Linked DNA regions of Homo sapiens: region 1 is linked to region 2. Evidence: read pairs that join two places in POLR2A ChIA-PET (ENCODE). Cell type or tissue: IMR-90. All regions are shown on one strand. Links, peaks and the distances in the headings refer to the core of each region. The heading gives the core; the rest is flanking DNA.

Region 1 (7,116 bases), core at 51-5,050, 170 kb before region 2:
AACTCCTGAGCTCAAGCGATCTGCCCGTTTTGGCCTCCCAAAGTGCTGGGATTACAGGTGTGAGCCACTGCGCCCGGCCCCAACTTCATTGTTGAATGTTGAACCGAGGTGAATCATTTGCTGCCCGCATGGGTGACTGGAACCTGTGGCCTGCATGGGCAGCTCCCACGTTGTGTGCAGGAAGCGGCCCCTCAGTGAGGCACCTGTGCCTCGGTCAGAGTCCCCTGTTCCAGAGGAACTTTGTGAATCACAACGTGAATGTAGGAAGGAAATCTCCTCAAACCCAGAAGGGATGCAGCAGGTTTAGGGTGCCAAGGGCCGTTTTTGTTTCCAGCTTAACCGAGGTGCACCTGGCATCCAATAAAATGCACAGAAATAAATTACACAATTTGACAAGTTTTAACATGCTTATGACCTTGAATCCATCACCACAGTCAGATGATCAGTGCCATGAGCTCCTCTGTCACCCCGGGTCCCTCCTGCCCTTTGATAACCTGGCCCCTTCCCTGCCTCCCTTCCCTGCTCCCAGGCAGCCCCTGGTCTGCTCTGTTTCCATGTATTGGTTAGTGTTCTGTAGAATTTTATATAGATGGAACTGTGTGGTTGTTTTTCATCTGGCTTCTCTGAGTATAATTGTTTTGAGTTGCCAGGCTGTCGAATGGCCAGGAGTTTGTTTCTGTCCATTGCTGAGAAGTGTCCCATTGTGTGGCTGCCCCACAGTCTTATCTGTCCATTCATCCGTCCATGGGCTTTGGGCTCTTTCCAGCCTTGGCTGCTAGAAATTAAGTGGCCGTGAACATTTGTGTGCAAATCTTTTTTGAACAGGTGCTTCCCTAGATCTTGGTTAGGTATCTGGGAGTGGAATGGCTGAGTAGAGTGGCGTGTGTTCAGCTCTTCAGGAAGCTGCCAAGCTGTTTTCCAAGCACTCGTCCTGTTTTAGGTCCAGACAACACACAAGCATTCCAGTTCCCCTCTGTCCACGCCAGCACTTGTTAGGGTTAGTCTTTTTAATTCCAGTGGATCTGTGGGTGTGCAGTGGTGTTTTACTGTAGTTTCAATGCTGTTACCTAATGAGTAATGAGATTGTACATTTTAGCCTTCATTTAGTTTTTTTGAAACGTGTCTGTTCACATCTTTTGCTCACTTTTAAAATCTGGTTGTTTTTCTTCTCATTGGGTTAAAAGAGTTTTTAACATATTCTGGAGACAAGTCTTTTATCAGGTGGATGTTTTGCATGTATTTGTACCTAGTCTCTGACCTGCCTTTTCATTTTCCTAATGCTGTATTTAGAAGAGCAAACGTTTTTAAGGTTTTCTTGAAGTCCAAGTTACGAGTTATTTTACTTGGGGGGTTCATGCTTTTGTGCTCTAAGAAATCTTTGACAGACCCAGGTCACAGAGGTTTTGTCCCTTGTTTTCTTCTTGGCATCTGCAGGCTCCGCGCTTGCCTGTCGGTTCATTTTGCACTGATGTTTGAGTGAGCTGTGGCGCAGGCCCCTTCTTGGCAGTGGGTGTGCAGCTGCCATAGGCACTGCTGCTTGAGTTGATTTTTCTCCACCTGTTGACATTCAGTGTGTGGGCTGTTCCTGGACATTCTGGTCTGTTTCATTTATTTATTTGTTTATCCTTATACCAGTGTCACCGAGTGGCAGCACTTTGTTCTTATTCACAGTGATTTTGGCTAATCTAGATTCCCCAATGTAGAGTACCTCTGTTAACTGGATGTTGGGGAGGCGTCATCCCCTGAAAAGAGAGGGTTGCGGGAGACCTGGGGCGTGAGGCAGTCACCATGGAGGCTCCTGGCGTTTGAGGGTGGAGGACGTGTGAGCCCCCCGGGAGCTGCATGTGGTGCTTCAGTTACGTTTCTCTTCACCTCAGTTTATTGATTCAGATCATAACACCAGATGTGGCTTTTACTGTTGGCCAACAAAAGCATTTTAGAGCCAAGACTAAAAGTTGTTTTTGGGGTAGAGATTTCATCTTTGTCATCTTGGCTGTAATGTGCAAAATGTGTGCTTTTAAATATTCACAGAGGAGTTTGAATTTTATTTCTTTATGAATTTTTTATTTAAATCTTCTTTTCGTTTAAAACTATACAAAGTGTACTCCTGTTCTTCAAGTTGATGATGGTGATTTCTCAAAGGTGGTTGACTTTTCCTGTCTGTCTAAGATCTAGGTGGAGCATGTGGCTTGAATGAAAAGACTGGTTACCATACCTCTCTGTGCTAGTGTTCATTTATTTCCAGTCATTGAAATAAGATTGGTGACTAGTCCCTAGAAGCTTGGCTGTGAAATGTGACCATCTGCCCTTGGCCGGAGTTAGATATTACCTGGTACAGGTACACACTTTCATAGGCCTCCTCAGTGAATGCCCTTGTGATTACAAACACCCAATTTTATATATCTTTCTCCGGCCCTCCTGGGAAGTGTGGACAGGCTGGCCTGGCCACCACTCGTGTGTCCTTGAGGGCAGGGAAGCCCACAGAAGTGTTTGCACCCCCCACTGCCCTCGCTGCCAGCCAGGGGACACCGGTCCTTCTCACAGCACCCTGCTCCCTGGCACCTTCTGTGGGTGTCGTGAGCCTCCCGTGTTTACTGGAGTCGACACTGATCCTTTCCGGGAGCCTCCCTGGATTTCAGCCAGGACGCCCGGGAGGTCATTGCTTTCTCTCTGACACAGATTTGCCTGCAACATGGCACCTTGGGCCATCTCTTTAGCTACTTTACATCTGATCTTTCAAATCTGCAAGTTAGATTTTTCTGTTTTATTTAAAAATAATCTACAACATATGACTACCATGTTTTTATCTGTTTCTTTGATCATTTGATAGCTTTTATGTAGTTGGTGTAGTTACAGAGAAAGATGTGCTGACATGTTGGTGCCTTTGTTTTTGTCTATACAGCTTCTCTCCTCCCCCATGAATATTATGTCTAAAAGGGGGAATTAGCAAAATAATATGCGGGAGAGAAAATGATAGTGAAACTGGAATGGTCTAAACCATAGTGGGTTTCAACTTGTGGTTTTGAATGGATTAATTAGAAGTAGTCCATTTCCTGGGGCCCCAGCCTTGCTGCCCTGTGCGTCTGGGTGGGTGCGGCCGCCTGGGTGCGTGGTGTCTGATGTGTGTGCCTTTCATACCTAGGTTCTGAGTCGTATAAGTCATCTGCAGGAAGCGCTGAGCAGACGGCACCAGGAGACAGCACAGGGTACATGGAAGTTTCTCTGGACTCCCTGGATCTCCGAGTCAAAGGAATTCTGTCTTCACAAGCAGAAGGTGAATGTGGTGGTGTAACTTAGACCGGGCACCATCTTGGTCCTTTGTCTTCTGGGCTCCTTCCTCTGTATTAGCATGATGCCCCTTGGTGGACACTAGTAGAAGATCGGGTTAACTGCATCACTTCCAGCTGAGGTGTAGACAGGATGGGGTGCGTTTGCTGTGTCCCGGTGTTCAAGTGAAGAAAGAGACATTACGGAAACCCTCTAAGAGTCAACTGGCGAAGCCCAAGCATGGCCCAGCGTGGCGGTCATCTCCCTCCGTGGGTCAGGCGTGCTCCGTGGAGGATTGCCCACGGCCAGACGCCCTCCCTGGTGGCATCTCAGGACACACGGGGACGTACTGTTGAATAAGGTGTCTCTGATTGGCTGAAATATGTCCCTGGTCAGTGTTGAGCTGAGAGTTCTGACATACGTTCTGTAATGGAATATTCGTATTTAGTGTATTTTTGTACCTCTAAATCACAGGTGAATCAGCAGCTTCTGTTGGGAGTTGTTGTGCCAGAAGTTGTCCGTTCTCACACTTTCTATCAGTTTTTTCTCTTTTTAAGCAACTTAGAAACCTTATATGAGTGAAAAGTAGCTAATACCTATTTGATTATTTGGGAAGATTTATTCGAAGCATGATGTGGAGGAAATGCAAATCTTATTTACATTCCCCACAGATCTTACTGGTGTGGCATTGCAGACCACTGCAGGGGGCTTAATGGGCCATTTAAAAATGACAAATAGCTAGCTTTTTAGGGTTTTGAACACTGAGGGAGGTTTGAGTCACCTATGTAATTCACCTAGGAAATCACATCTTTAGCTTAAGATAGAAATCTTAGGCTAGTCCGGCTGGGCGCGGTGGCTCACACCTGTAATCCCAGCACTTTGGGAGGCCGAGGTGGGCAGATCACGAGGTCAGGAGATCGAGACCATCCTGGCTGACATGATGAAACCCCGTCTCTACTAAAAATACAAAAAATTAGCCGGGCGTAGTGGCGGGCGCCTATAGTCCCAGCTACTCGGGAGGCTGAGGCAGGAGAATGGTGTGAACCCAGGAAGCAGAGCTTGCAATGAGCCGAGATGGCACCACTGCACTCCAGCCTGGGCGACAGCGAGACTCCGTCTCAATTAAAAAAAAAACAAAAAACAACAACAGCAGCAACAACAACAAAAGAAATCTTAGCCTAGTCCGTCATGGAAACGATGATATTTTTTCCTCTTCTTGCACCAAATGGAGCAGAACCCCCTCAAGCATCACGAAGTCCTTCGCATGGTCACCCCATGCTTTCCGAGTATAACACTGGGTGTTTCAGTTCTCTAAACTTGCTTTTAGATTTGGAGGTCTCAGGAAGTTACTTGGTTTTAAGGAGTAAATAGTATTTCATTTTGTCAAATCGACTCCTGCTGTGGTGGCCTTGGGCATGCTGAGTGGCAGGAGACCGGGAGCTGGCACATGAAGGCCGTTCCACCTGTCAGTGTGCGCCTGCTGTCTCTGGTGAGGTCGGGGGAAGGTAGCTCTAAAGGAAGGATGGTGCCGAGCATCAGGGCCAAAGGGCGAGAGCCAACACAAAGCCGGAGGAGAAATGGCAGGGAGTAGAGGCTCCTCAGCTTGTGTGACATTTTGTAAACTGCCTCCCAGAATTGATTTCCCTGTGTTTGATCAGCGCCGATTGGTCAGTCAGCGATTGGCCTGTTCAGTCATGCTCTTGATGTAGATCATCAGTGTGTAGAAGAGACAGGCGGTGCGCCCACTGTGCTGGTGCTGGCCGTGTGGCCCGGGACCCCAGAGGGAGGCAGTGGTCAAGTGGCGCTGGATGGCGTCTGGGGCTCTGGGAGACCTGGGTGGTGTGTGTTTCAGATGGGACAGGCGCCATCGGCCTGTGGAGTGTGCTGAGCGGGTCAGTGGGGGCAGGTGATGCCGCTGGTTGTGGGTCAGGGGGTCCAGGCTTGAGCCTTGGGCCAAGGAGAATATGAAGATGAGAAGTCCTCTCCGTATGCATTCGTCTCTTTCCCCGTTGCCTTGCTCTTGGGCCTGCCTTATTGAGGCTGAATGGCGATGTCACCCAGCAGCAACAGGAGGCAGAGGGTCTGAGCCTGGGAGGGGCCAGGAGTCGGTAACCATGGCAACGTGGGCTAGGGCGGGAGAGGCAGAGCTTGGCGGAGGTTGATTGCTTGAGGCTTGCTTCAGTCAGTTCGTTTGATGTCCCTGGTAGTTCCACTGTGGGAACAGAAACACTCCACCTCCACGGAGGTGTCTGAGCCACTGCATTGTTATCCAAGCGTGTAGGCCCTGGGTTCTTACCTATCTCACTGCAGCCTCTTGGCTGCTGTTGGCCAGTGCTGTGGTAGGACAGTTATCTCACAGCGTTGTGGGGTTTGTGTGTGTTTTCTCCTTTTAAAAATCAGGTTGCTGAGCAGGATCATCTCAGAGACCCCCCCAGCTTTAAACTTGTAGTGATTTGAATTCAAGTTTCACTTCATCGTTTTCCTGGTCTTTAGGGGTTTGGGTGATCCAGAGGCGAGGCTGGGACCTCGGGCAGCACATGATTAGGAAGTGCCTCCTGCACAGAGTCCTTGACGGCAGCGTGGACCGTTCACGTGCTTTTTGGCTCTTTGCACAGATTTGGATTCTCTCCTGGCCGTGACCAATATCAGATTCCAAATGGGCTAGAGACAGACAGAAGCGGCTGTGGTGACTCAGCATGGGTGTTGGTAAAAGATGCACTAAGAGGCTGGCAGGGCGGCTCAGGCCTGTAATCCCAGCACTTTGGGAGGCCGAGGTGGGCAGATCACAAGGTCAGGAGATCGAGACCATCCTGGCTAACACAGTGAAACCCCGTCTCTACTGAAATACAAAAAATTAGCCAGGCGTGGTGGCGGGCGCCTGTAGTCCCAGCTACTTGGGAGGCTGAGGCGGGAGAATGGCTTGAACCTGGGGGCAGAGCTTGCAGTGAGCTGAGATCGCACCACTGCACTCCAGCCTGGGCGACAGAGCGAGACTCTGGCTCAGAAAAAATAAAAAGATGCACTAAGGCACAGTGCAGCTTTTAAAGGGTTTCCTTGAGCAGCGATTCATGAACGAGGCAGCTCCAAACCAGAAGCACGTTGGGAGCTGCACTGAGGAAACACGAGGGGAAGGATTTTTAGGGTGAACGTGGGAGTAAAGCCAGGAAAACACCCCACTGGTTCATGACGCAGTTTCCTCGTTTGTTCTGTCCCTGCTGGAAAGTCCCTAGTTCTAGAGATTGGTTGGCTGCTTCTGAATGGTAGAGCTTAAGTTTTATTTTTCTTTACTATAGGCATTTGCCAAAAGTAGCCCAAGATATCCTTTGTTTTCAAATCAAGCAAGGTCAAGATGGCCTCCTTGGCTCAACTGGCTTTGTCTGTTCAAGGATTCTTTAGTCTTGGTCTCCATTTTAATTTACTTTAACACTATATTTTTAGATGTGAAAACAAGAGTTAATGTTTTTTTTTGAGACGGAGTCTCACTCTGTTGCCAGACTGGAGTGCAGTGGCACAATCTCAGCTCACTACAACCTCCGACTCCCTGGTTCAAGTGATTCTCCTGCCTCAGCCTCCTGAGTAGCTGGGATTACAGGCATGTGCCCCATGCCCAGCTAATTTTTGTATTTTTTTTTTTAGTAGAGACGGGGTTTCACCATGTTGTCCAGGAGGGTCTCGATCTCCTGACCTCGTGATCTGCCCGCCTTGGCCTCCCAAAGTGCTGGGATTACAGGCGTGAGCCACCGCGCCCAGCCAAGAGTTAATTATTTTTAATTAAGAGAGGTAATAGTGAGTATTTGAGACAATGATTCATCTTCTATTTCTGCTTTGACTGTTTAACAAAAAAGAAAA
Region 2 (8,560 bases), core at 1,445-6,444:
GAGTAAAGCGTTCGGAGAACACCATCAGCACCGTGACCGCACAGCATCCTGGGAGCAGAGTAAAGCGTTCGGAGAACATGATCAACACCACGACCGCACAGCATCCTGGGAGCAGAGTAAAGCGTTCGGAGAACCTGATCAGCACCACGACCGCACAGCATCCTGGGAGCAGAGTAAAGCGTTCGGAGAACACGATCAGCACCACGACCGCACAGCATCCTGGGAGCAGAGTAAAGCGTTCGGAGAACACGATCAGTACCGCGATCACACAGCGTCCTGGGAGCAGAGTAAAGCGTTCGGAGAACACGATCAGCACCACGACCGCACAGCATCCTGGGAGCAGAGTAAAGTGTTTGGAGAACATGATCAGCACTGCAGCCGCGCAGCATCCTGGGAGCAGAGTAAAGCGTTCGGAGAACATGGTCAGCACCACGACCGCACAGCATCCTGGGAGCAGAGTAAAGTGTTCGGAGAACACGATCAGCACCGCGACCGCACAGCATCCTGGGAGCAGAATAAAGCATTCGGAGAACATGATCAGCACCACGACCGCACAGCATCCTGGGAGCAGAGTAAAGCGTTCGGAGAACATGATCAGCACCGCGATCACACAGCATCCTGGGAGCAGAGTAAAGTGCTCGGAGAACATGATCAACACCACACCGCACAGCATCCTGGGAGCAGAGTAAAGCGTTCGGAGAACATGATCAGCACCACGACCGCAAAGCATCCTGGGAGCAGAGTAAAGCGTTCGGAGAACATGATCAGCACCACGACCGCACAGCATCCTGGGAGCAGAATAAAGTGCTCGGAGAACATGATCAGCACCGCGATCACACAGCATCCTGGGAGCAGAGTAAAGCGTTCGGAGAACATGATCAACACCACACCACACAGCATCCTGGGAGCAGAGTAAAGCGTTCGGAGAACATGATCAGCTGGGCCAGATGTTGCTGGAGGTCAAGGAAGATGGGAAGCCCGGACTGTTGCGTTTGATAAGAGGAAGGTTGTTGGTAAACTTGGCAAGGGCGGTCTCAGTGGTGGGACAACGCCCTGGAATGCGTGGGTTACAGGGAGGAGGAGGTGAGGAAATCAGGGTGGCAACCGCAGATGACTCTTGGAGGGAGCAGAGCAGTGGGAAGTAACTGCAGGGAGACAGGGGTTAAGGGAATGGGCTTTTAAAAAATTAAACTTTTAATTTAAGATAATTGTAGATTCACATGCAGTAGTGAGAAATACAGAAATAGCTCATGCATCCTTTACCCTTTTCTCCCAGTGGTGACAACCTGCAAAACTATAGTCAGGGTCACAGTTAGGATATTGATGTTGATACATCAGTATCAATGATGTTGACACAGTGAAGACGTAGAGCATCTCCATCCCTGCAGGGGTCCCTCCTGCTGCCCTTTTGTGGTCACACCCGCATCTCTCCTGCCCTCGCCCCCTCCTTAATCCCCGGCAACCACTAATCTGTTTGCCATATCTATAATTTAGTCATTTTGAGAATGTTACGTGGACAAAACCACACCAAATGTAACCTTTTGGTACTGGCTGCTTTCACTCAAACAAAATTCTCTGGAGGTTCACCCAGGTGTTGGTAGCATGTTTCCTTTTACTGCCAGGTAGTATTGAGTGGTGCCAGGTGTCAATTTGTGGTGCCAGGTAGTATTCCGTGGTGCCAGGTGGTATTCCGTGGTGCCAGGTGGTATTCCGTGGTGCCAGGTGGTATTCCATGGTGCCAGGTGGTATTCCGTGGTGCCAGGTGGTATTCCATGGTGCCAGGTGGTATTCCATGGTGCCAGGTAGTATTCCGTGGCTCCAGGTGGTATTCCGTGGTGCCAGGTAGTATTCCGTGGCTCCAGGTGGTATTCCGTGGCACCAGGTGGTATTCCGTGGTGCCAGGTAGTATTCCATGGCTCCAGGTGGTATTCCGTGGCTCCAGGTGGTATTCCGTGGTGCCAGGTAGTATTCCGTGGTGCCAGGTGGTATTCCCTGGTGCCAGGTGGTATTCCGTGGTGCCAGGTAGTATTCCGTGCTATGGCTGTACCATGGCTTGTTTAACCGTTCACCTGTGGAAGCTTCCAATTTGGGGTTATTATGAATAGAGTTGCTGTACACATTTTTGTGCAAACATAAGTTTTCATTTCTCTGGGATAAATGCCAAAGAGTGCAAATTTCTAGGTATAGTAGTTGCATGCTTAGTTTTTTAAGAAACCAAAGCTTTTCCAGAGGGCTACACTCTTTTACATTTCCACCAGTGGTGTGTGAATAGTTCAGTTTTTGTGCATTCTGGCCAGTGTTTGGTGGTGACACTTTTTTATTTTAGCCATTCTGATAGGGGTATAGTGACACATCACTGGTTTTAATTCGCATGTCCTAACAGTGAGTGGTGTTGAGCATCTTTCTGGACTTATTTGCCATCTGTGTATCTTTGGTGAAACGTCTCTTCACATCTTTTGCCCATGTTCTGTTTGAATTGTTCTTTATATATTCTAGGAACTGGTTCTTTGTCATATATATGGTTTGCAAATATTTTCTCCTAGTCAGTAGCTTATCTTTTCATACTTTTCACCTGGTCTTTCATGGAACAAATGTTTTTAAAATTTGATCGAGTCCAGTTTATCAATTTATCCTTTTGTGGATTGGGCTTTTGGTGTCAACTGTAAGAACTCTGCCTAGTCCTGAATCCTGAAGATTTTCTTTTTTTTTTTCTAAAAGTTGTATTGTTTTATATTTTACATGTAAGTTTACAATCTATTTTAGGTTAATAAAAGTGTGAGGTTTTTGCCTGCCTGCCTTCCTTCCTTCCTTCTTTCCTTCCTCCCTCCCTTCCTTCCTCCTTCCCTCCCTCCTTCCCTCCCTCTTTCCCCTCCTCCTTCCTTCCCTCCCTCCCTTCCTTCCTGTAGCTCCAACACCCCTTGTTGAAAAGGCTGTATTTCCTCCATTGAATTGCCTTTGTACCTTTGCCAGAAATCAGCTGGACATATTTATGTGGGTCTATTTCAGGTCCACGTGTCTTTCTCTCTGCCAATACCACGTAGTCTTGCTTATTGTAGTTACCTATATGTTTTGAAGTCAGGTTAGACTGATTCTTTCCATGTTATTCAGTTTGGGAGAATTGACATCATTACTATGTTGGATGTTCCATGTCCAATCAGAACATGTTATTTCTCTTCATATATTTAGATCATGTTTGATTTCTTTCATTAGCATTTTGTAGTTTTCAGCATACAATATACATTTTGTTAGATTTGTAGCTATTATGTTTTCTTATTTTCTTTGAATGATTCTAATGTGTTTTGAGCACCCCTGGAGAAACTGGTGTTCTAGTACTAGAGTGTCCAGCAACCCTGCCCTCACAGGGGATGAAAGGAAGCGGACCTTGGTGTTGACAGTGTACCCTTCATGGGATACTTGGATTACTTGGCAGGCAGCCAGTGCCTGGTTGTCCCGCCTGTGACCAGGGGGTTCCTGATACAGGAAGCTTGTTTATACTGGCAGACATCCTTGTGGCTCTTGTCCGACCCGTGTCTGGTTTGTGCCTGACCAGCATTGCAGTGTTGGGAGCCCATCCTAGTTCCCCAGGGAAAACCTGGCCAAGGGTAGCCCTGGTTCTTCAGATGGAAGGCACACATTCAGTCACCACCACAACAGGAAATAAGTTCAACGATGTATTACCTACAGATCGGCAGGGAGGGCACCGTGAGTGGGGAGCGCCATCCTCCCTCCCCAGGTTATCTGAGGCAGTAATGAAGAGTCAGAGAGGTATAGGGGGAGGCAACTGGCCATGCTAGGGAATAGGGTGTGGGTCCCTTTAAATTTGTGGGCGAATGCCTGAATGGTCTGTTTAAAGGAGGCAGCAGAAATGTGTAGTCTGCTAGGTGGGAGAGATGCCTCTAAGTTCTTATCTCTGGCCACGTTTTGGGTGTGGTGTTCTAACACCTAGGCAGCAACCTTTGCTATGTTGTTCCCATTAGAAAATGGTATTGTATTTTAAATTTCAGTGTCCATGTGTTCATTGCTAGTATATAGAAATACAATGGACTTTTGTATGTTGATCTTGATCATTCAACCTTACCAACTCCCTTATTAGTTCTGGGAGATTTTTTTGTAGATTCCTTGGGATCTTCTATGTTGATAATCATACAATTTGCAAACAGAAACAGTTTATTTCTTCTTTTGGATCTGCTTTTTTTTTTATTGTGCTAAAATACCGATAACATAAAATTTACCATCGTAACCATTTTTTTTTTTTTGAGATGGAGTCTTGCTCTGTCGCCCAGGCTGGAGTGCAGTGGTGCAATCTCGGCTCACTGCAAGCTCCCCCTCCCAGGTTCATGCCATTCTCCTACCTCAGCCTCCGGAGTAGCTGGGACTACAGGCACGCGCCACCATGCCCAGCTAAGTTTTGCATTTTTTTTTTTTTTTTTTAGTAGAGACGGGATTTCGCCATGTTGGCCAGGATGGTCTTGATCTCCTGACCTCATGATCCGCCCACCTCGGCCTTCCAAATTGCTGGGATTACAGGCGTGAGCCACTGTACCTGGCTTCCTTTTTTCCTTTCTTTTTTTTTTTTTTTTTTGAGACGGAGTCTCACTCTGTCGCCCAGGCTGGAGTATAGTGGCACTATCTTGGCTCACTTGCAAGCTCTGCCCCCTGGATTCAAGCGATTCTCCTGCCTCAGCCTCCCGAGTAGCTGGGATTACAGGCACCTGCCACAGTGCCCAGCTAATTTTTGTATTTTTAGTAGAGATGGGGTTTCACTATCTTGGCCAGGCTGGTCTTGAACTCCTGACCTCGTGATCCACCTGCCTCAGCCTCCCAAAGTGCTGGGATTACAGGTGTAAGCCACTGCGCCCAGCCACCTCCTTCCTTCTTAAGGCTGAGTAATATTCCATTGTATGACATTTTGCTTATCCATTCCTCTGTCAATGGACCATTGGGTTGCTTCCATGTTTTAACTCTTACGAAGAGTGCTGCCATGAACATGGTTGTATAAATATCTCTTTGAGACCTTGCTTTCAATTCTTTTGGGTATATACCCAGAAGTGGAATTGAGGGATCATATGATAATTACATTTTTAAGTTCATGAGGAACTGCTGTATCGTTTTGCACAATAGTTGTACCATTTGACATTCCCACCTTTTGGTGGGAATACACATGCATTTCCATTTCTGCACATCCTCACCAATACTTGTTAATTTCTGTGTTTTTGATAGTAGCCATTTTAATGTATGTGAGGTGGTATCTGCTTGTAGTTTTGATTTGCATTTCTTTAATGATTAGTGATGTTGAGCATTTTTTCTTGCACTTATTGGCCATTTGCATGTCTTCTTTGAAGAAATGTCTGTTGGAGTTCCTTGCCCATTTTTGAATCTGTTGTTTTGGTTGTTGTTGAGTTTTAGGCATTCTCTGTATATTCTGAGTATAATCCTTTTCAGATATATGATTTACGATTTTCTCCCATTCTATGTGTGCCCTTTTTACTGAATTGATGGTGTCATTTGATGCACAACATTTTAAAATTTTCATGCAGTCTAGTTTGTCTGTTTTTTCTTTTGTTGCCTTTACCTTTGATGTCATATCCAAGAAGTCGCTGTCAAATCTAATATTGTGAAGCTTTTGACCTATGTTTTCTTTTAAGAGTTTTACTTTTTTTAGGTCTCACATTCAGGTCTTTGATCCATTTTTTATTTAATTTTTGTATATGGTGTTAGATAAGGATCCAGCTTTCTTCTTCTTTTTTTTTTTTTTTGAGACAGAGTTTTGTTCTTGTTGCCCAGGCTGGAGTGCAATGGAACCCGCCTCCTGGGTTCAAGTGATTCTCCTGCCTCAGCCTCCTGAGTAGCTGGGATTACAGGCATCTGCCATTACGCCTGTCTAATTTTTGTATTTTTAGTAGAGACGGGGTTTCTCCATGTTGGTCAGACTGGTCTTGAACTCCCGACCTCAGGTGATCCGCCCACCTCGGATTTGCTGAAAAGACTGTCCTTTTACCATAAAATGGTCTTGACGCTCTTGTCAAAAATCATTTGGCCATATATGCAAGAGTTTATTTTGGGACTCTGTATTCTATCCCCTTGGTCTGCGTATCTCGATCTATGTGCGTAGCCTTATGGCACTGGCTAGAAACTTCAGCATTATGTTGAGTAAGAATGGCGAGAGCTGACATATTTGCCATGCTCCCAATCTTAGGAAAAAGCATTTGATCTATCACAATTAAGTATAATGTTAGCTGTACGGTTGAGTTGTTGTTTTTTCTTTTGAGGTAGATGCTGTTTATCAAGTTGGGGCAGTTCTACTCTATTCTATTCTTACTTTTCTGAGAGTTTTTGTTTTGAATGGGTGTTGAATTTTGTCACATGTGTTTTCTGCACTGATATGATCATGTGAGTTTTCTTCTTTAGTCTGTTAATATGGTGAATTACATTGATTTTTGAATATTGAACCAGCCTTGCATTCCCAGAATAAATCCCACATGGTCATGGTACCTAATTCTCTTTATGTGTTGCTGAATTGTATTTGTTAGCATTTTTACTAAGGAGTCTTACACTTATATTCATGAGGGATTTTGATCTGTAATTTTCTTGTCTTTTTTTGTTGTTGTTGTTGAGACGGAGTCTTGCTGTGTCACCAGGCTGGTGTGCAGTGTTGTGATCTTGGCTCACTGCAATCTCCGCCTCCAAGGTTCAAGGGATTCCCCTGCCTTAGCCTCCCAAGTAGGTGGGACTACAGGCACCCACCACCACGCCTGGCTAATTTTTTGTATTTTAGTAGAGACAGTGTTTCACCATGTTGGCCTGGATGGTCTCGATCTCTTGACTTTGTGATCTGCCTGCTTCAACCTCCCAAAGTGCTGGGATTACAGGCGTGAGCCCCACCGTGCCTGGCCTATGATTTTCCTTTTTTTGTATTGCCTTTGTCTGGTTTTGGTATCAAGGTAACACAAGCTTCATAAAATAAATCAGGAAGTATTTATTCCTCCTCTGTTTTCTGGAAGAGATTGTATAGAAATGTGTTATGTCTTTTAAAAACGTTTGGTAGGATTCTACTGTGAAACTCTCTGGGCTTAGAAATTTCTTTTTGGAGATCTTTTTTTTAAATAACACTTTTGCTGCAATATAATCTGTGTACCATAAAATTCACCATTTTAAAGTTTACAGTTTACAGTTCAGAGTTTTTTGTATGTTCAAAAAGTTGTGCAGCCATCATTGTTATCTAATTTTAAGCATTTTCATTAACCAAAAAAGAAGCCCTGTATCCATGAGCCATCAGTCCCTATTTCCTTATTCCCACAGCCTCTGGCAAGCACTAACCTTTCTGTCTCTGTAGATTTGTCTATTCCAGACATTTTATATAAATGGAATCATACAATCGGTGGCCTTTTGTGTTTTTACATCCACGATGAAGCAAGTATTGGTATTTTTTTGTCAAGTATGATTTTGTTGTGTATTTATAGCATATTTTATTTATATTTCATGAGTTGATGGACATTTAGATATTTCCACTTTTAAAAATTATGACTAATGCTGCTATGAACATTCTTGCACAAGTTTTTGCAAGGAATATGTTTTCATTTCTCTTGGGTATGGACCTAGGATTGGAATTACTGGATCATAGAACTCTGTGTTTAACCATTTGAGGAACCACCAAACTGTTTTCCATAGTGGCAGTACCATTTTATATTTATACCAGCAGTGCACAAGGGCTCCAGTTTCTCTGCATCCTTACCAGCATTTGTTGTCTGTCTGAAATTTTAACCATCAGGCCAGGAGTGGTGGTTTATGCCTATAATCCCAGCACTTTGGGAGGCTGAGGTGGGAGGATCACTTGAGCCCAAGAATTTGAGACCAGCCTGGGCACCATAGCAAGACCCTGTCTCTACAAAAACATTAAAAAGTTAGCCAGGCATGGTGGTGTGTGCCTGTAGTTCCAGCTACTCGGGAGACTGAGGTGGGAGGATCACTTGAGCCCAGGAGCTGGAGGCTGCAGTGAGCCAGGATAGCGCCACTGCACTCTAGCCTGTGTAACAGAGGGAGACCCTGTCTTTAAAACAGTAATAATAAAACTAAAAAATAAGACAATTTTCACCATCTTAGTGGGCATGAAGTGGTATTTCTGTTCAGTTTTGACTTGCATTTCTAAAGTGACTTATTTTTATTTTTGGGACAGGGTCTTACTGTGTCACTCAGGCTGGAGTACAGGGGCATGGTCATAGCTCACTGTAGCCTCAATTTCCTGGGCTCAAGTAATCCTCCCACCTCAGCTTGGGAGAGTAGCCAAGACCACAGGTGCACACTGCCAAGCCTGGCTAATTTTTAAATTTTTTGTAGAGATGAGGTCTTCCTGTGTTGCCCAGGCTGGTCTCAAGCTCCTGGGCTCAGGCGATTCTCCCTCCTCAGCCTCCGAAGTAGCAAGGACCACACGCGCATGCTACCATGCCTGGCTAAGTTTTTAAAACTGTTTTTTTTTGTAGAGGTGGGGTCTTGCTATGTTACCCAGACTGGTCTTGAACTCCTGGCCTCAAGTGATCCTCCCACCTTGGCCTCTCAAAGCTCT

Evidence for each region. Peaks named below come from ENCODE experiments on the same cell type or tissue, not always from the same donor. Only the 100,000 strongest peaks of a DNase experiment are listed, where the experiment ranks them.
Region 1: POLR2A ChIA-PET joins it to region 2 with 5 read pairs; 2 of 35 experiments call an interaction of 5 or more read pairs at or near these places.

The regions. Positions count from the first base shown.
Region 1 is chr9:137,754,738-137,761,853 of GRCh38, forward strand. It overlaps EHMT1 (euchromatic histone lysine methyltransferase 1), which reads left to right. Exons shown (of 27, transcript NM_024757.5): 9 at 3,143-3,274. Among named protein-coding and RNA genes, the nearest start is that of MIR602, 80 kb to the right of the region's middle. RefSeq lists enhancers at 3,056-3,557, 3,230-3,449, 4,326-4,495, 6,486-6,635. In IMR-90, for the core only: no CTCF peak of the experiment used is centred there; a DNase peak (open chromatin) is centred at 3,124; H3K27ac peaks cover 624 bases.
Region 2 is chr9:137,921,505-137,930,064 of GRCh38, forward strand. All of the region lies in intron 6 of CACNA1B (calcium voltage-gated channel subunit alpha1 B), which reads left to right. Among named protein-coding and RNA genes, the nearest start is that of CACNA1B-AS1, 21 kb to the right of the region's middle. In IMR-90, for the core only: no CTCF peak of the experiment used is centred there; no DNase peak of the experiment used is centred there.